Linked DNA regions of Homo sapiens: region 1 is linked to region 2. The links are chromatin loops, found by intact Hi-C in ENCODE. Cell type or tissue: HCT116. All regions are shown on one strand. Each heading gives the region's core, and the rest is flanking DNA. Links, peaks and the distances in the headings are about the cores only.

The links. A loop is a pair of places that touch in the nucleus more often than their neighbours do. Peaks named below come from ENCODE experiments on the same cell type or tissue, not always from the same donor. Only the 100,000 strongest peaks of a DNase experiment are listed, where the experiment ranks them.
Region 1: it touches region 2 in a loop (13-fold over the local background); 6 of 110 quality-filtered maps call a loop at or near these places.

Annotation. Positions count from the first base shown.
Region 1 is chr10:28,623,965-28,633,634 of GRCh38, reverse strand. No RefSeq gene overlaps it. Among named protein-coding and RNA genes, the nearest start is that of BAMBI, 49 kb to the left of the region's middle. RefSeq lists a silencer at 5,244-5,423. In HCT116, for the core only: a CTCF peak has its summit at 5,321 (motif pointing left); a DNase peak (open chromatin) is centred at 5,314.
Region 2 is chr10:28,986,398-28,997,250 of GRCh38, reverse strand. No RefSeq gene overlaps it. Among named protein-coding and RNA genes, the nearest start is that of C10orf126, 150 kb to the right of the region's middle. RefSeq lists a silencer at 5,157-5,451 and an enhancer at 5,196-6,395. In HCT116, for the core only: a CTCF peak has its summit at 5,307 (motif pointing right); DNase peaks (open chromatin) are centred at 2,222, 5,330 and 5,670; H3K27ac peaks cover 1,192 bases.

The sequences.
Region 1 (9,670 bases), core at 1,627-9,626, 360 kb after region 2:
CGCTTCACCTTCCGCCATGATTGTAAGATTCCTGAGGCCTCCCCAGAAGTCGAGAAGATGTCGGCATCACGCTTCCTATACAGCCTGCAGAACTGTGAGCCAGTGAAACCTCTTTTCTTGATAAGTTACCCAGTATCAGGTATTTCTTTACAGCAATGTAAGAACGGCCTAACACACAGTCATTGATGCAAAAACAAGTGACTAGTTAATGATGTTAATTCTCTTGATGACTTCTCTTTCCTTTTTTTCTTTCTTTTTTTTTTTTTTTTTTGTTTGAGACGGCGTTTCGCTCTTGTTGCCCAGGCTGGAGTGCAGTAGTGCCATCTCGGCTCACCACAACCTCCACCTCCCGGGTTCAGATGATTCTCCTGCCTCAGACTCCCGAGTACCAGGGATTAGAGGCATGTGCCATCACGCCCGGTTAATTTTGTAATTTTAGTAGAGATGGGGTTTCTCCATGTTGGTCAGGCTGGTCTCGAACTCCTGACCTCAGGTGATCTGCCCGCCTAGGCCTCCCAAAATGCTGGGGTTACAGGCGTGAGCCAACGCTCCCAGCCCCTCTTCATGATTTCTAATTGTAGAAAGCAACAAATGAAGATGCAGTAAAGAGACACACACACACACATATACACACACACATATGCACACATTCCTGGTTCAAATTAAGCACTCTCAGGTGTTAACTGTGAAATCAACTTATATTGCCTTTTCTCTCAGGAAGATTTTTCAAGTTTCCTCCTCTTAAGGTTTAAAAAAAAAAAGCTCCCAGGCATTGGTTACAAAGCAGTCATTAATATGCTTGCAGTTCTGCAGAGGTAAGAGAGCACCTACTCATTGGTGAGTGCTCAACCCACTAACTAGCATCTCTGTCTTTGGCAAAGAGAAGAATGATGTGTCATTCAGTAGACTTGGCTTCTCCCAGCTGAATTTTACTTTCTTTTATTCCTCTAAGTGACCTGAGTAAAATAGCAAAGCTCAGAGTTAAGCAGGCCCATATGAATATCATCAGTCTCTTTACACGTGTTTTTCTGTTTTAATTTCTTGCTAACTCCTTAGAAAAATAAACTTCACTATCTTACTAATGCCTGCTTTTCACCCAATTATCCTAGCTGTAATAAGTACTATTTCTTGAGCACATTCTATGGGCCAAACACTGGGCTGGCACATTACCTACGTGATCTCATTAAGTTTTTACAGTCACCGTTCAGAGAAACTTATGCAGCTGGGCACTGTGACTCATGCCTGTAATCACAGTACTTTGAAGGGTTGAGGTGGATGGATCGCTTGAGCTCAGGAGTTCAATACCAGCCTGGGCAACACGATGAAACCCTGTCTTTACCAAAAATACACAAAAATTAACTGGATGTGGTGGTGCCCACACCTGTCATCCCAGCTACTCAGGAGGCTGAGATGGGAGGGTCATTTTAGCCTGGAAGGTGGCAGGAAGCAGAGATCATGCCACTGCACTCCAGCCTGGGTGACAAAACAAAACCCTGTCTCAAAAACAAACAAACAAAAAAGCCAGAGAAGGTCACCCAGTCCCCTGGTGAGGCAAGAGGAACTCACATGCACTCTGAGAGCTGATTTGCGCAGTCTTACAATTAGAAATGAGCAGGGTTGACATTTGAACTCAGGTTCACCTGAATTTCTTTGTTTTTTTTTTTCTTTTCTCTCTTTTTTTTTTTTTTTTAGAGAGAGAGAGAGACAGGGTCTTACTTGGTCACCCAGGCTGGAATGCAGTGGCACAATTACGGCTCATTGTCACTGTAAACCCAACCTCATTCCTGGGCTCAAGCAATCCTCCCACCTCAGCCTCCAGAGTAGTTGGGACTATAGGTGCACCACCTTGCCAGCTAATTTTTTAATTTTTTTGTAGAGATGGGGTCTCGCTATGCTGCCCAGGCTGGTCTTGAACTCCTAGCCACTACATTTCTTTTCACTGATTGTCTTGGCTGACAACTTGGTGCTCACTTTGGAGATTAATTCCACCTTGCCCTGTACTATAAACTCAACATGTAGAGAAAGCCCAGGTCCTCCTGTGCCAGCTGAGTTTCAGCTTGTCCCCAATCCTCTCAGGGCACTCGCCTTTCTTAGTTTCTTTGCCTTCCAACCCAGACTCTGTTGAGAATAGAGCTTTGCACAAATCCATGCAGTGAGTTCCATGTGGGCTGGAACCTTTGTGCCCCTCCACTAGGTGCTCATTGTGTCCATGGTTGTTGAACTAAGCCTTGGTCTCCTCACCCATGACCTAACCCCTTTCCTAGTCTGTACAGGCTCCTGCCCTCTCACTTGCTGTCAGCCTCTGGCTGCTATCTTCCTGTATAGATCAATCACTGTTAGCTGGGCATGGTGGCTCACACCTCTAGTCACATGTACTTAGGAGTCCAAGGTGGGAGCATTGCTTGAAGCCAGGAGTTCCAGACCAGCCTGGGCAATAGAGTGAGACCCTGTCTCTATAAAAAATTAAAAAATTAGCCGGGCATGGTGGTGCACAACTGTAGTCCCAGCTACTCGGGAGGCTGAGGTGGGAGAACCACTTGAGCCCAGGAGTTCAAGGCTACAGTGAGCTATGATTGTCCCACTGCACTCTAGCCTGGGCAACAGAGCAAGACTGTCTCAAAACAAACAAACAAACAAACAAACAAAAAGAATCACTGTCCACTTTGGGCTGTTGCTCACCTGCACTGCTAACCCTGTTCCACCCGCAGCAGCCCTATGTCCTTCTCCTCTAAGCCGGTCCATGGCATGGAGGTACAGAAGCCAAGTCGGCTTACACGATGAGAGTGAATGGGAAGTAGATCCCTCCAGCCACAAGGCTTTGGGTTTTTCAGAGTGGTTAGAATAGGGCAGGCAGATGCTTCCTGCAGCTTCCATGTTGCTAAACAGTTTGCTCCTTTATTCCTTTCCTATGTCCTAGGCGCGGTCTAGACTGCTTCCACTGCTCACGGATCAATGCAGATCTGAGTGGCATGTGCATAGGGTCACCAGAATGGTAGACTTGAGGATCCTCCCCAGCTCAGAAAACTCCTATAAACACCAAAGGATAAACCTGAGGCCAGAAGACAGCCAAAACCAGCCAAGGAATGATACACAAGGCAAGCATTCTCAAAGACACAAAGCTGAGTGTGCTGGGGCTGCTGTTTCCCATCTCACTTCCAGCTTGTCTGGACAGAAGAGCCCCAGAGCTATCAGCTTCCACAGGATGAGAGAGGTTCAGACAAAGAGCAAGAGGGAGTTTGCCAGAGTGTATGACTGCTTCCAGTTTGGGGGCCGGGGTCTTTATTCATTCAGTAATTTTTACCAAGCACTTTATTTTTAAGAGATTGGCTCTTGCTCTGTCACCAAGGCTGGACTGCTGTGGCACAATCATGACTCATTGCAGCCTCGGACTCCAGGGCTCAAGTGATACCCCTGCCTCAGCCTCCCAAGGAACTAGGATTACAGGTGGGTATCACTGTGCCCAGATAATTTTTGATTTTGTTAGAGACAGGGTCTTGAACTCCTGGCCTCAAGTAATCCTCCCACCTTGGCCTCCCAAAGTGCTGGGATGACAGGTGTGAGCCACCACATCTGGCATATGGAGCATCTCTCATGTGCCAGGCCCTACTGTAGGTGTGGGGACCGAGCAGTCAATAAACAAGACCAAGTCCCTGCCCTTGGTGAGTTTATTTATTACTCGAGTAGCAGGAAAGAAACCATAAATACGTTAAAAATAAAATGACCTTTCCTGATACAGATAAATTAGTGTAAACTTAGAGAGGGCCACATGCCATGAAAAAAATACGCAGAGTGGGCCGGGCATGGTAGCGCACGTCTGTAATCCTAGCACTTTGGGAGGTTGAGGCAGGCGGATCACCTGAGGTCGGGAGTTGGAGACAAGCCTGGACAGCATGGTGAAATCCCTTCTCTACTAAAAATACAGAAATTAGCTGGGCATGGTGGCGGGCGCCTGTAATCCTGGCTACTTGGGAGGCTGAGGCAGGAGAATTGCTTGAACCTGGGAAGTGGAGGTTGCAGTGAGCCGAGATTGCGCCACTGCACTCCAGCCTGGGTGACAGAGCAAAACTCCATCTCAAAAAAAAAAAAAAAGAAAAAGAAAATACCCAGAGTGACAGGATAGCGAGACTAGGAAGGGAAGGTCCCCCGGGGAGGGGCACTGCAGCCAAGACCTAGGAGGTGTGAAGGAACCAATCACCTGAGACTCTTGGGGGATCATTCCAGGCAGAGGAAACAGCTGGAGATAGCAGAGTGGATCTGCACTAAGAAGGGGCATTTGCCCAGCTCTTGAACGATGCTGGGTGCAGATACCTAGAGGAAGAGGCGGGCATTCCCAGGAGAAAGGGGCAAGAGGAGCTCTGACAAGGGAGGGCACACACCGGCAGCAGGTAGAAGAAATCAGTGCAATGTTGGGTGGACGTGGGCAGTGGCAAGAGCTGTCAGGGAGGGCTCTGGGTCAGCTTGCTGGCTGGGATGAGCCACCCAGTGACCCCGAGTCCTCTCCAACCTGCTTCTTAGGAGAGGCTGATGCCATCCTATGAAACAAAGCAGCTACTGTGCATGCTCCGGAGGGAGCTTGGCAAAGCCGGCCGAGGGCCTGAATGTTTCCATTCTAGGGTGGTTTTGTGCCAATATATTCTGAACCCAAAATCAAGATTCTTTGTCCATCAGGTATAAGTACACTTATGCTACAGGATGGACTCTGGAGGCCAATGGATAACTCTCCTGTGCTTGCAGCCTGTGACGCAGTCCTGCTCTCAACATGTGGGTGCTGTCCACCTCCCTGACTCTGCAAAAGAAGCCACTGTCCACCCATACCCAGGTAGCTCTGCGAACAAGGTGACTAGAGCAGAGGCAGAAGAGGTTTTCGAGAGGACAAAGCCAGCAGTGGCTCAGTTGTGGAGAGAAGTGAGTCATCATGGTTAAGTAGCCAGCACGTTGTATGCACTTGCACGGTGTCAGGCCCTGTGCTCAGGGCTTTCGTCACCCGTATCCCTGCCAGTCATCCTACATAGGATAAAACAAAACCCAGCATTCTCTGGGTCAAGTTGCTTGTACATGGCAAGTCAACAAGGAGGGGACAGAATGAGGGTTTGAATTCAGTAGATCAGCCTCCTGAGACAATGTATAGAACATCTTCCCCCAAAAGAGGTATATGTTCATTAAGTTCTCCGTCATTTCCCCCTTCCTATGTCTTTAGGGATTTACTTGAAGTTCTGACATTTACTTTGAAAGTGCAACCACCCTTCTCTTGCCCCATCCCTAGTTTCCCAGGGAGGCTTCTCACCGGGTAGTACCGGCTTGCTGAATGTAGCTCAACACCGCCACCTGGTGTTGAAGGCCCACGACAAGCCCAGTGGCCACCACAGACGTGGCTGAGACCCAGTGTTCCTGACCGCTGCTTTAAAAGGTTTTGTATTTTTTTTCGTTCTGACTCCAAAAGAACATGCTCATTGTAAAACATTTCAGTATGCTTGTAGGGAGTAATTGGAAAAGCCTGCTTGCACAATAGAACGTGAAACCTCCTCTGCTTTGACCTCCATAGGGATATTTCTCTAATTATTCCTGTCCCCAAATTCCATCAAATTGTGTTTGCTTTTGTGATGACAGTATATATGTAAATTTTTTTTTTTTTTTGAGACAGTCTCGCTTTGTCACCCAGGCTGGAGTGCAATGGCGCGATCTCGGCTCACTGCAACCTCCACCTCCCAGGTTCAAGCGATTCTTGTACCTCAGTCTCGCAAGTGGCTGGGACTACAGGCATGCACCACCACACCTGGCTAATTTTTGTATTTTTAGTAGAGATGGGGTTTCATCATGTTGCCCAGTCTGGTCTCGAACCCCTGACCTCAAGTGATCTGCCTGCTTTGGCCTCCCAAAATGCTGTGATTACATGTGTGAGCCACCATGCCCAGCTTATTATAGTTATGTAGGATGATGGCTTTATTCTTAGGAGAGTCACACTAAAGTGTGTAGGGGTATGTCCCACCGTTTCTACAATTGGCTTTCAAATGGTTCAAACAAAAGAGCATACAGAGACAGAGAAAGAGAGGTAGAGAAATAGGACCACGTTAATCATTGAATCTCAGTGGGGAATATACGAGTAGGTGCTCACTGTATAGTTCTTTCAACTTTTTATACGTTTGATATTTTTCAAAATAAGAAGTCACAGCATCACTGTTGAGTGAGGAGAGAGGAGAGACAGCTGGAATGTCAAACATCCACACTTAGAAAAGCTGACATGAGTGCCCTTCCATATGAGTGGGACTCCTAGGCACTGCATGGTGCTAACGAGCAAGCTGAATGATGTGGGATGGATTCCAGCCAAGAAACTCAATGGTAGCATTAAACCTTCTTGGAGATATGCAGTCTTCCCCTGCCTGAGAAGTTCAGTGGCCCCAGCCAAACAAAACATGGTAATTCTTACACGGCATTAAATGCAATTCACCAGAGTGATTTGCAGCAAGAACCTCCTATTGACCATCATCAGTGATTCTTTGGAAGCAGAGAGGATGCAGACAAGGGGGTCCCCATGATGAATGGCTGCCAAGGCATCAGTGGAAAGGCTTGACATTTGCTCTGCAGTTTGCATTGACCTTGTCCCCAGGCACAGTTTTCCTCTTTCCTGGTTCAACTACATGGTAACAGCTCAGTTCCTTCCTCTAGTGCTGGACACAGACACATTTCTCTTCCTAGGTTCTCACCTTCATTCTCTACCAGCGGCTTTTCTAACACTTTTCTGTTTTTACACTAAAGCAGGAAATGCTAGCTCCAGCAAAGTCCACATGGAAAATAACAATAGGTGAAGAGACTCGATTAAGGTTCCCAAAGTGCTAGTTGATATCTTGTCTTGCAGGGTTGGGGCAGAGGGGAACGGGCATGTGTGGAAGAAGTAGAATGAAAAGATCTCACTAGGATCGTGGGAACCAGAGAGTGCGTCCATTTCTGAAGTTAATCGCTCCCGTCATCTGACAAATTCTTCTGGGAGACATGCATTTAACCAAAGTAAATGTTGAAAAAATTTTGCAATTGGTTCACATAATTGGAAACCCCACTGAGGGAAAAGCAGTGAAAAGGATTTTGTAATGAAGCCTCTCCTTCCCCAGATCTGCATCTTTTTGTCCCAGGCCTGCCTGCAGGGCTCCACTGTTATGATGTCATCCCTGTGAGATTTCTTGAAGGCAATTCACACTGTGTTCAAACTGGAAAGTTTTTTGCACATTTAAAAGAGGACCCTCGGCTGGGCGCGGTGGCTCACACCTGTAATCCCAGCACTTTGGTAGGCTGAGGCGGGTGGATCACCTGAGGTCAGGAGTTCAAGACCAGCCTGACCAACATGGTGAAACCCCATCTCTACAAAAATACAAAAATTAGCTGGGCATAATGACAGGTGCCTGTAATCCTGGCTACTCAGGAGGCAGAAGCAGAATTGCTTGAACTTGGGAGGTGGAGGTTGCAATGAGCCGAGATGGTTGCAGTGAGGTTGAACCTGGGAAGCAGAGGTTGCAGTGAGCCCAGGCTGCACTCCAGCCTGGGCAACAGAGTGAGACTCTATCCCAAAAAAAAAAAAAAAAAAAAAAAAAAAAAATCAACTAGACAGCCTACAGTGCTATAGAACACTTTTATTTCTCCCGTCTAGCTGTAATTTTATATCCTTTAACCAATTAATCAGTTTCTCCCTATTCCCTCTCCCCTTCCCAGCCTCTAGTAACGACTTTCTACTTCAATGATACCAACTTGTTTAGGTTCTGCATATGAGAAGTATGTATCTTTCTGTTCCTGGCTTATTTCACTTAACATAATGTCCTCCAGGGAATGACAGGATTTCATTTTTTTAATGGCCAAATAGTATTCCATTGTGTATACGTACCACACTTTTATCCATCCACTGAGAGACACTTAAGTTGATTCTCTATCTTAGCTATTGTGAATAGTGCTTGCTGCAGTAAACATGGGGTTGCAGATATCTCTGATACACGCTTTTCTTTAGGTATAGGAAATGCTACTAAAGGAATTGCTGGATCATATGGTGGTTCTATTTGTATTGTTGTTTGTTTTTTAAGACAGTGCCTTTCTGTGTGGCCCAAGCTGGAGTGCAGTGGCATGATCTTAGCCCACTGCAATCTCCGCCTCCCGGGTTCAAGCGATTCTCTTGCCTCAGCCTCCTGAGTAGCCGGGATTACAGGCATGCACCACTGTGCCCGGCCCTATTTGTAGTTTCTTAAGGAAACTCCATACCACTCTCCATAATGGCTGTACTAGTGTCACATTCCCACCAACAGTGATTGAGTTCTCTTTTCTCCAGTCCTTGCCAGCATGTTATTTTTCATCTGATAACAGTCAAAAGTGGAGTTGATATCTCGTGGCTTTGATTTCCATTTCCCTGATTAATGGTATCAAGCATTTTTTCACACCACTGTATTTTAGGTAGTATCTTTGGAACTCTTGTGCTTGTGAAGATACAGACAAGTGTAGCCTGAAACGACTCTTGACATCTTAAAAGTGAGAGCCCTCACCAACCATGGTAGTATTTTCAGCTTATCACTTTTTTAGTTCATAAAGGTAATAAAATGTCAAGGCATCAAAATGTGGGGCAAAACGTGAAATTTAAAAGGCTTATTGACAAATATCTGTTGATTCTCCAACGTGTGTTGATTCTTCTAGGTGATGGGGATACATAAGTCACAAAAATGACAAAAATCACTGTCCTTACATTCTGTTGTCCCAAGATAAAGCCCTTGAACTGCCTACAAGTGTAAGAAACAGTTCATACTAGCACACTTAGATACGCTGATCAAATTGGGCAATTAACAGAAGGCATCTTAAAAAAGGAAGCTCATTTATGGGGAAAAACAATGGCATCAAGTTCTGTTCAATCTTAATCTTCCCATCCATTGCAAAGGCAGGCAATTCTTACATCCTAGCCTTTTTCCTTTAAGATGGGTATGGGTAGTACAGATGTTTCATTAGTGACACAGCTTAGAATGTGATGAGTGCCTGGTTCCTGTTCTAGAAGTCAGAAGGGGGCTGGTTGGATGTCAAAGCATCTTCTAAACCACAGGTGAAACCTGTGAAACCAGGTGACCTAGTGAAACCAGGCCAATCTCCAACCCCCATGCCTCACCCAATCCTGGCTTTAGAAGCAGGGTCACTTCCTCCTACCAGTCCATCTCCCCAGGATTGTCGCATCAGAAGCAGCATCTCATTTCTCATTGGCTTATTTACTCCTAAAACGTGTTCCTCTTAGGAATATGCTTACTGGTCCCTCTTAGGCTATGATTACCGGTTTAGTTGGTTACCCTTGCTTAGAGACTACATATGCTAACAATTTAGGACAGGTTTGCAGTTAGGTTTTGGTGATCAATCGTAAAGTGTAATCATTTTTTTTAAAAAAATGCTACTTGCTGTTCCTCTTCCATCTCTCAAGGTGAGGGGACCAAAATCAAAACGAAGAAAAAAAATTCATTAACCTTTTTACATCTTCACAGGTTCAGATTCGTCCAAAGCCCTTTAAACATTCACAATTCACTCAACACATCTGGTGTTCTTTCGAAGAAAACCTGAGTGAAGAGTGATGGAGGTGTTTTTAGATGGTATGAGCCATCAGCAAAGGCTAAAAAACAAAAAAAGTCTCACTAAGGCTGGTCTCAAACTCAAGCTCAAGCAATCCTTC
Region 2 (10,853 bases), core at 1,326-9,325:
AATAGACCCATCTGAGGAAAGGTAAGTGGCCGCATGCAGAGGGTATCCAGAAATGAACCTTGCTTAGCAAGGGACAGAAATAACATAGGCAAGCCTGAGTCACCTCTTACTCAGATAAAATAAGCATCCCATTAAGAGGTGACTATGTAGACCTTCAGGCTTGCCTATGCTATTTGTATCTCTTGCTACGCTAGGTTCATTTTTGGAGAGTTTGTGCATGTGGCCACTTACCTTTGCAAAGATGGGTCTGTTGTGCTTTGTTTCAGTACATCCATGCAGCCTGATTGAGGTTGTGTTCCTCAGATAAAATAAGCATCCCAGGGCTGGGTGTGGTGGCTCATGCCTATAATCCCAGCGCTTTAGGAGGCCGAGACAGGTGGATCACCTGAGGTCAGGAGTTCGAGACCAGCCTGGCCAACATGGTGAAAACTCGTCTCTACAAAAATACAAAAATTAGCTGGGCGTGGTGGCAGGCACCTGTAATCTCAGCTACTTGGGAGGCTGAGGCAGGAGAATCGCTTGAACCTGAAGGTGGAAGTTGCAGTGAGCCGAGATTTCGCCATTGCCCTCTTGCCTGGGTGACAAAGAGAGGCTCGGTCTCAAAAAAAAAAAAAAAGCATCCCAGGCCTCACTCATGCTTCTTAAAACCACCATGAATATAGACTATTCATCCAAAGAAAAGAAATTATAACACACGAAAAACCACATGAAAGTCACTCATAGAGAAAACAAGTATCTTTGAGATGAAACAAGAAGAGAATGCAAAGAATGTAGTAGGAGCATGAAATGGAATCGTTTTACCAAAAAGATAGAATAATGTCTTTGAAGAGTTTTACAACAAACTGCAAAACATTTTCCTCTTTCTAGTTAGGGGCTTGTCAAAGTATCTGATAAGAACTACCTGGAGTTTCAACTGAAGAATTCCCCCAAGTTGCTAAAGCTAGGACCTTCTTGTGAGACAGTCTTCACCAAATACTCCACATAAAACATGCAGAACACACAAGTGCAAAGGGAAGTGAAGTCAATGTACTTTTTAGAAATGGAAATATGCTAATTAGCCAATTTCTATTTCAACAAACCTCTTATGCTTAGACTCAGAGTAAGAAATGTCAATAGGAATGGTCCCACCTTTGTATCTGATTACACGACAAAGCCAGCAATATATTTAGAATCTTAGGCTTCTAAAGCTGAAAGGAAACTTAGAAAGCAACTCGGGCATTGTTGCAAAGAGTTTTGCTTTAATTTTCATATTCTGCAGAGTACAGAATGGCTTCAGTTGTTTGTCCAGGAATACAGTCTGCGGTTCTCCAGCCCAAGTCCTTCCCACCACAAGGCAGCAGGACTTTGTAGTATGCTTGTGTCACCCCAGCTGCAGGTTGCTCCATCTCATGAAGCAGCTTAAGAAAGTAATCTATCTATATTTGCAAGCTCACTAAATCAAGAAATAAATCAACCTGTGGAAAGGTAGAGAAGTGGGTCTCAATCTATGTGAAACCTTTGTTTTCGTAAGTCCAAGAAGACGATAAAATCTAGTATGGTGGTCATCACTCAAGAATGAAGGCTGATGAGAGATGGTTTCCCAGAACTGCTTTTGTTGAGATTTTCTTTCTCCTCAGTTCCCTTCGTACTTTTCAGATCCTTTTGTGAAATAAAGATTTTCCGCAATGGCTTAACATTGAGGTTTCTGTATCTGAAAATCATAGGAACTTTTTTTCACAGTATTTGAATATTTATTTCAGATTGGATCTTTCCATGTCCTGTACACCAGAAGGGAGGGAGTGGTGGAAAAAATGTAAATATTGAAGAAGCATGGGAAATAATTGATAAATCGAGATTCCAGGAAGATAGAAGGACAAAGCATCGAAACACAAATTGTAGCAATTCCACTCCTAGGTCTGTACCCAAAGAACAAAAGACTGCTACTCACACGAATGCAGACAGATGAATGCAGCACCATTCACAATAAGCAAAAGGTGGGATCAGCCAAATGTCCATTGATGGATGAATGGATAAATCAACTGTGGTACAGTACATGGTTTCTTTTCTCGCATTTATTAAAAATCAGATATCTGTTTGCTTGTTTAGCTGAATCTCCCCATAGCCAACAGGATTCTTGAGGGCAATACCTTTACCATTTTAATTATCAACTACTTACTCAGCACTGAACACTTATGGGTACTCACTAACATTGTGTTAGTTCCTTTGGTGATTGTAGTCATTCCTATTTCACAATCAACAGGAGAGAGACAAAAAAGCACTACTTGGGCCGGGTGCGGTGACTCACACCTGTAATCCGAGCACTTTGGGAGGTTGGGGCAGGAGGATTGCTTGAGGTCAGGAGTTTGAGACCAGCCCGGCCAACATGGTGAAACCCTGTCTCTACTAAAAAAAATACAAAAACTAGCCAGGCGTGGTGGTGGGCACCTGTAATCCCAGCTACTCAGGAGGCTGAGGCAGGAGAATTGCTTGAACCCAGGAGGCAGAGGTTGCAGTAAGCCAAGATCGAGCCACTGCACTCCAGCCTGGACAACAGAGCAAGACTCTCTCTGAAAAAAATTTAAAAAAATAAAAAAGCCTTCCTTGGTGTGGAAGGGTAGTGAAGAGGGCAGTCAAAGGAATTAACCAAAAAGTATGAGGAAGGAGGAAGATTAAGGGGATATGTACAGAGAGATGAGAAAAGGTAGAATTCATCAAAAGCTGAGTGATAAAGACAGAGGAAAAGTTAGCGGACCCCCAAATCAGCATCTGCCTACTCCCTGCCTGAACGCTCAGGGGTCCTCCCTTGGGAACCCTGTGGACAGCAGAAGAGCTCTCTATGACCTGGCCTGGGGGCCTTGATCACTTCCATGCCCTCAGTTGCAATATCCCACTTTCCTCTACAGAAGGGCTCTCATAGGCCTCTTGACTTTTCCTCTCTGCCTGGAAATTCCCTTGCTCACTTTGCCCTTGGCCAACTCATAAGGTTCCTCCATCTCTTGGCACCCACACTGACCCTCCATGAAGCCCCACTGGTCCTCCCCAGGACACACTTAGGGTCTCTTTCCCAGGCCTGATCCAAGTTGTATAGAGTCTGAAGTATGAAAGAAAAGAATCCAGAATTACAAATGAAAAATTAGGCATGAAAATGAACATTTATTTAGAATGAGTATAAAATCATAACATATCACAATAACATCTGACAAATTCCACAGATATTACAAAATCCACAGAAATAGTGACTGCCTCATATGCCTCTAGAATAGTTCTCTTTCCTCTACTTTTTAGCTGCAAACGCTGATCTCTTCTTCATAAAACAATTTTCTACCTTTTTTTTCTATACAGAGGATTAAAAAAGATCCACTCTCTTTGCTCTAACACTTTATGGTGATTTGCTTTAGCCTATAGATTGTTTGAAAACATGTCTTCCAGCTTCAAAACTCAGTAGTGATGTCATTGAAGACTGGGTCGGATGCGGTGGCTCACACCTGTAATCCCAGCACTTTGGGAGGCTGAGGTGGGCGGATCACCTGAGGTCAGGAGTTCGAGACCAGCCTGGCCAACATGGTGAAACCCCATCTCTACTAAAAATACAAAAATTAGCCGAGCGTGGTGGCAGGCACCTGTAATCCCAGCTACTTGGGAGGCTGAGGCAGGGGAATTGCTTGAACTTAGGAGGCAGAGGCTGCAGTGAGCCAAAATCGTGCCATTGCACTCCAACCTGGGGGACAAGAGTGAGACTTCGTCTCAAAAAAAAAAAAAAGTGTTGAAAACTGCTCCCACATCTGCAGAAGCCTCTCTCAAGTTTTCCCACAACCAAATCCTCTGCTTACAAAGTGACACGTCTGATAATTTGAAGAACATTCCGCAGACTAGCTTCTGGCTCCATCTATCTAAATCACGTTTCTCCTCCATTGTTCACCTAGCTCTGGTGTCCGGAGCTAGCAGACATGTTTAAATTGTGATGTAGCCTCTGATCATGAAGCTTTATGTCACAGCGTTGCTGAGTCAGAAAGGTGGGTGATAGAAGTATTTCTGGAAGCTGCTCCTACACAAGGAAGCCTGACAATAGCTTAACTATGAACCCATAAAAATATCTCACTAAACCCAGGGGCCGGGCATGGTGGCTCATGCCTGTATTCCCAGCACTTTGAGAGGCTGAGGTGGGCCGATCATCTGAGGTCAAGAGTTCGAGACCAGCCTGACCAACATGGAGAAACCCCGTCTCTACTAAAAATACAAAATTCGCCGGGTGTGGTGGCGCATGCCTGTAATCCTAGCTACTCGGGAGGCTGAGGCAGGAGAATCACTTGAACTCGGGAGGGGCAGGTTGCAGAGAGCTGAGATCGCGCCATTGCACTCCAGCCTGGGCAACAAGAGCAAAACTCCATCTCAAAAAAAGAAAAAAAAAAAACAAACAACAACAACAACAACAAAAAACCTCACTAAACCCAAATGAATTCTATCCCCAACTCAACCCTCCCTAAGCCAGTTCCAAAGACAACTTTTCCTGCTTCCATGTCCCCCAATAACAGGAGAAATATGACAGTAAGTGTTAGTGCAGAAGACAAGTGTAATCTTAACTGATTCCTTCAAAATGGGTTACTCCTGTAAATTTTATAAAAATCTATGACCATAGGCCAGGGATGGTGGCTAAGACCTATAATTCCAGCAATTTGGGAGGCTGAGGAGGAAGGATCACTTGAGGCCAGGAGTTTGAGACCAGTCTTGGCAACATAGCAAAACCCAGTCTGTACAAAAAATACAAAAATTAGCCAGGTGTGGTGGTGTGTACCTGTTATCCCAGCTACTCCGGAGGCTGAAACGAGAGGATCGCTTGACCCCAGGAGTTTGAGGCTGCAGTGAGCTGTGATCGCTACCGCACTCCAGCCTGGGTGACAGACCAAGACCCTGTCTGAAAAAAATATGTGTGTGTGTGTGTGTGTGTGTGTGTGTGTGTGTGTGTGTGTGTTATATGCACATGTGATATGGCCTCAGAAGGGGACCATGCAAATGAGAAGGCCCTGAAGTTGTGGCCTTCTTAGCTTCAATATCAACATGCCTTAGGTTCCTTTCCTGCTCCTCCCCCATGCTCTTGTACATACTTTTGTTATGACACAGTCATTGTGTAATTATAATCACTTGTTTGTCTGTTTCCTCACAGAATTGTGACCCCATGAAGGCAGGAACCCTATTTGTTCTATTGGTATCTCCAGCATCTAGCAAGATGCCTTGTGCATAGTAGTTAACCAATAAAAAGTGGTTGAATAAATGAATGAAGCACATTCATACTGAAGGTAAAGGTGTGTGATCAGAGAATCTCTCTCCGCAATGGCCACCAGGAGGAGCTGTTGGATGGCTCTGGATGGTTGGTGGGTGGGGTGGGGAAGAAAGGGGTAGAGAGAGAGTATGCAATTGGTAATTCTTCAAAAGGATACTTGAAATCAGGTTTGTGTAGTTCTGGACACAAGAAAGGCAACATGGGCCTTGTACCATCAAGCAATGGAAGTTGGAAAAAAAAAGAAAAAACAATCATCTCTGCTTTGGGGAATCACTGAATTGGCAAACCACCCCCATTTCCAACTTTTCTATGACCTGAGCCTTTGATGACAGCTAACATCAAATTGGGAGTATTCTGGAAACACCACGCCCAGGTCTGCGCCTTATATTTATAGAGCTTTTAGCACAAAGGCATTTTCTTCAAAGCACTTTAAGAGCTGGGCACACCCTGTCACACACATGAGCTCCATGAAAGGAATTGCAGCTTCACAGCAGCCCTGAGGCCTGAGCTGGCGAACAGGAATGCTTTGGAATACACTCCCTGGCCACAGGCGAGCAGCCCAGTTTGAAACTAGTGGGAAGAATGACATCAGGTGGGACCAGCCAAATCCCTGCTGAGGGGCCCGACCTGTATTTCTGCAAGAAAACCTTCGTCTTGATGATCATTGACCATGTACTAGACCCATACTTTATCTCCTTTAATCCTAACATTACCCCTATTGTGCAAATGAAGAAACTCCGAGGCAAAGAGAGGCAAAATAACTGACTTCAGGACCATCACCAGTAAGAGCCAAAGCTCTTTAACCTTGGTTAAAGCTCATCCCTCTCTACAATCATGTGCCTTTTGCTGCCGTTCTAATACATGATCTAAATGTATCAGAGAGAGGCTGACTCTAAGATCAGATGAGCCCAACATGGTTCTGGGTTGACTGTATTGCTTGACTTTGAGACCACCGTGACGGCCTTGGCATCATTCAAAAGCAGGCCCAAGTCCAGGAGTGGTGGCTCACACCTGTAGTCCCAGCATTTTGGGAAGCCAAGGTGGGAGGGTGGCTTCAGTCCAGAAGTTCAAGACCAGCCTGGGCAACACAACCCTTTCTCTATAAAAAATACAAAAACTAGCTGGGCATTGTGGCACGTGCCTGTAGTCCCAGTTACTTGAGAGGCTAAGGTGGGAGGATCACCTGAACCTGGGGAGATCAAGGCTGCAGTGAGCCGTGATCATGCCACTGCACTCCAGCCTGCAAAAACAGTGAGACCCTATCTCAGAAAAAACAAACAATCAAACAAACAACAACAACAACAATAAAAAACAAAAGCAGGGCCAAAAGAAGGAGGCCATCAAAGCCCACATTTTAGTCCATCAGTCAAGCCTTCTGGGGTCCCCATGAATCCCTGTTCTGGTTGTGGAGGGGATGATGTGTGTCATGTGTTGTCACAGCCAACCACAGCAAGAAGGGCTACAATTCCTTGTTGTCATTTTCCCCAACTTCAGTCCCCTCACTGAGAAAAACCAAGGCAAATCACTTCCAAGAGGCCAGCCCAACAGGATAGCACTAATTCCCCTAGTTACAAATGTCTCACACCCAGAAAGCCTCTTGTGCACATTGGGATTCTGGAAAAATGTCAAAACACCACATACAGTCTCTTTACCTGGAAAACAAGAGTATCCAAGTCAGGGCATTCATGGTGCCACCAGAGCAGTCTCCAATACCATGTATAGTTCCCAACACAATTCAATTTACCATGGAAACCTCGGTCATTTTCCTCCAGTAATTCCTCCTCTTAGAAAGAGCACAGATTCAAGTTCCAGCTCTGCCTCCTACTAGCCGTCTGACCTGGCAAGTTTCTTAACTTTGTCATCTGTAAAGTTCAGATAATATTGCTTACCTCACAGATGGTTATGCAAATGAGTGAAACAAATGACAGAAAGGTTAGGTCCATCAGATGATAATGATATTTAAATCTGTTTTCACTACTCTTAGTAACATTATCTTGGGCCAGGTCTCTAGTCCTGCATCAGTGATTTGTCTTTTGTTTTTGTTGTTGCTTTTTGGAGACAGAGTCTTGCTCGGTTGCCCAGTCTGGAGTGCCGTGACATGCTCACTGCACACTGCAGCTTCAACCACCCAGGCTCAAGCGATCCTCCTACTTCAGCCTCTCAAGTAGCTGGGGCTGCGGGCATGCACCACCATGCCCAGCTAATTTTTGTAGACAGGGCTTCACCATGTTGCCCAGGCTGGTCACGAACTCCTGAGCTCAAGTGATCCACCCATGTCAGCCCTCCAAAGTGCTGGGATTACAGGCATGAGCCACCGTGCCCAGCCCCTGATATGCCTTTATTGAGCACCTAATGTGTATGGACTCTGTCTATGAACTTACAGTAAAGTCAGAGACATTGAGGAACAGGTTAGTGTGAGACTGTGTATATGAAATAAAAAGAATTGGAAAACAGGAAGACCAGATAAATAAAATAGAAGGAAAGTTCCACTAGAGAGGTGAGACTTTAGCTGGGCTTCCAGGTGTAGTATTTCAGTAGGATAAACTTACCAGACTAGGGAAGAAGGTGTATGTTGGGAATTGCGGGGAGGCTTCAGGCCTGGTGAGTTCTTCAGAAGATGGGGACTTTTGTTCATTCAGAGTGAAACGGCCAGTGAGCATTTATAAAGTGTTGACCACTACTGATTTGTAGTGTTTGGTGATTTCTGTGGTGTTCATACTTCCACCATAGCTGATTTCCACCAATAAAGCTGAAAACAGGCAGGCCATGGTGGCTCACACTGGTAATCCCAGTGCTTTGGGACGCCGAGGTGGGAGGACTGCTTGAGCCCGGGAGTTCAAGACCAGCCTGGGCAACATAGTGAGATCCCATTTCTACAAAATACAAAATAAAAAGTAATCAGGCATGGTGGCATGCACCTGTGGTGCTAGCTACCTGAAAGGCTGAGGCGGGAGGATCACTTGAACCCGGGAGTTTGAGGCTGTAGTGAGCCATGATTGTACCACTGCACTCTAACAGCCTGGAGACAGAGCAAGACCTTATCTCCAAATAAATAAATAGATCAATAAAAAGAATAAAAGCAGAGTTGGGGAGAGATGTGCAGCAGCCTGGCATCGTACAGTATTCCTACCATGTGAATACAATACAGATCAACGGCCTCCGTAAAATGGAGTAAAATCAGGAAGCGTTGACTTCTAAATATTTATTACCTTGGTTTTTAATATAATTTAATAATAAGTTTATATTGTTTAATTTTTAGTAATGGTTGCATTTAACAACTAACTTGCAGAATTCCTGGAAACTTCATATTCGGCTCAGGTGATTTAACAAGCTGGCTCTGGCACACCAGTGGGGCAGCTGCAAAAATCCAGGAAAGAGATGCTCATGGCATGCACCAGGATGTGAGTTGGGAGGTGATGAAAAAAGGAAGGATTTGGGATATGTGTGTGTGTGTGTGTGTGTGTGTGTGTGTGTGTGTGTGTTTTGTTTTTTGAGACAGAGTCTTGCTCTGTTGCCCAGGCTGGAGTGCAGTGGTGCAATCTCAGCTCACTGCAACCTCCGCCTCCCGGGTTCAAGCAATTCTCGTGCCTCAGCCTCCAGAGTAGCTGGCGTTACAGCTGCCCACCACCACGCCCGGCTAATTTTTGTATTTTTAGTAGAAATGGGATTTTGTTATGTTGGCCAGGCTGGTCTCAAACTCCTGACCTCAAGTGATCCGCCCACCTCGGCCTCCCAAATCACTGGGATTACAGGCATGAGCCACCGTGCCCGGCCAGATTTTGGATATGTTATGAAGATAGAGCAGGGAGGATTTGCTGGTAGCCTGCATTTGGGATGGGGAGGAGGAGAGAGCTCAAAGGTGACTCACGGGGTTTTATTTTGTCTCACTCCCTGTCTTGGCTCCCCACGTCTCGTGGCGAACGAGCTTCTCTTTTCCTTCATGTGTGTCAAATCCTCCTTCTTCCTAAAATTAGCTCCAGCTCTACACTACAGGAGGCTTTGTGTCGTTTTCCTTTATATAAGAAAGGTTTTGAAAAAATTCTTGCTTTCCACCAAGGCATGTTTCTAAAACTATTTTTTTATTTGTGTAAAACAACATCCTTATTTTATTTAAATACATATGGGAGAAGAAAGAGAGATGTGAGGGGAAAGAAAGTGAAGGGGAAAAGGAGAAGTAGGAAGAAGAAGGGGAAGAGGAGAAGGAAGGAGAAAGGAGGAGAAGGAGGAAAGGGAAGAGGATGACGAGGAAAAAAGGAAGAGGAGGAGGAAAGACATACTGGAAGGGAGGGAAAGCAGACATTCCCTGGTGGCCCAGGACAGCAGCCAGGATGTATAAGCTCCAAGCCAGGAATGGGCCCTTTCACACTGGGCTCTATATTCTCATACATAATTTAAATCCGTTACAACAACGACGTATTGGTATTTGAATAATAAAAATCTATGGCCGGGCATGGTGGCTCACGCCTGTAATCCCAGCACTTTGGGAGGCCGAGGCAGGCAGATCACCTGAGATCAGGAGTTTGAGACCAGCCTGGGCAACATGGGGAAACCCCATCTCTTACTAAAAATATAAAAAATTAGCCAGGTGTGGGGGCAGGTGCCTGTAGTCCCAGCTACTTGGGAGACTGAGGCATGAGAATTGCTTGAACCCGGGAGGCGGAGGTTGTGGTGAGCCGAGATCATGCCACTGCACTCCAGTCTGAGCGACAGAGCAAGACTCTGTCTGAAATTTAAAAAACAAAAACCAAAAAACTAAAGAAACAGTGGGAGTCAAAAATAAAATATATTGTCACTAAATTCAGCTTTAAAGGAGGGAGAGATAAAGTCTTCTGAGGAGGAGGAGGGCCTGGCAGTGAAAGATGGGTCAGCAATGGTCCCTGAGCAGGCAGCATGGTGTCAGGTGTCAGGCATGGGACAGGAAGTTGGAAGACCCAAGTTCTACTCCAAAAGTCTCCCAGGCCGGAGAAACCTGGATCAACCCTTTAACAGTCTCTGCTTTGGGTGAGGAAATGCTCCTACGTAAAGTGGGAATAAAAATGCCACTTCCAGCAGGGCATGGTGTTGTGTACCTATAGTCCCAGCACTTTGGGAGGCTGATGCGGGAGGATCACTTGAGCTCAGGAGTTTGAAACCAGCCTGGGCAACAGAGCAAGACCATGTCTTAAAAAAAAAAAAAAAAAAAACCACTTTCATGCCTCAGATCATTGTATTGTGATGAGGATCACACGAGAGGACAAAAATAAAAATTGTGGAAGTCTTTTGAGAAGGATTTTGCACTTTACGCACATGAGCTTTTATGATAAATTGCTCGGGAGGTTGCCAAGAATTCATACAAAGAAACATGAACATCTTTCTAAGAAACTGGAAAATCCCAATGATAGTTCTTCATGTAATAGGGGTAGGACTGTTCCTCAGACTGGATGGAACCACCTAGACACGTCAGTGGCCTTCGGATAAGTCTTGAATCAATGTGATCTTTAGTCATTCTGACTCAGCGGACTTGACTTGGTACTTGACACACATGATGGAAAATAATTAGAGGGGACTTACCCATGGTCTAATGGGGAAAAGGAAGCTAAAATGATAATTTGAAGCT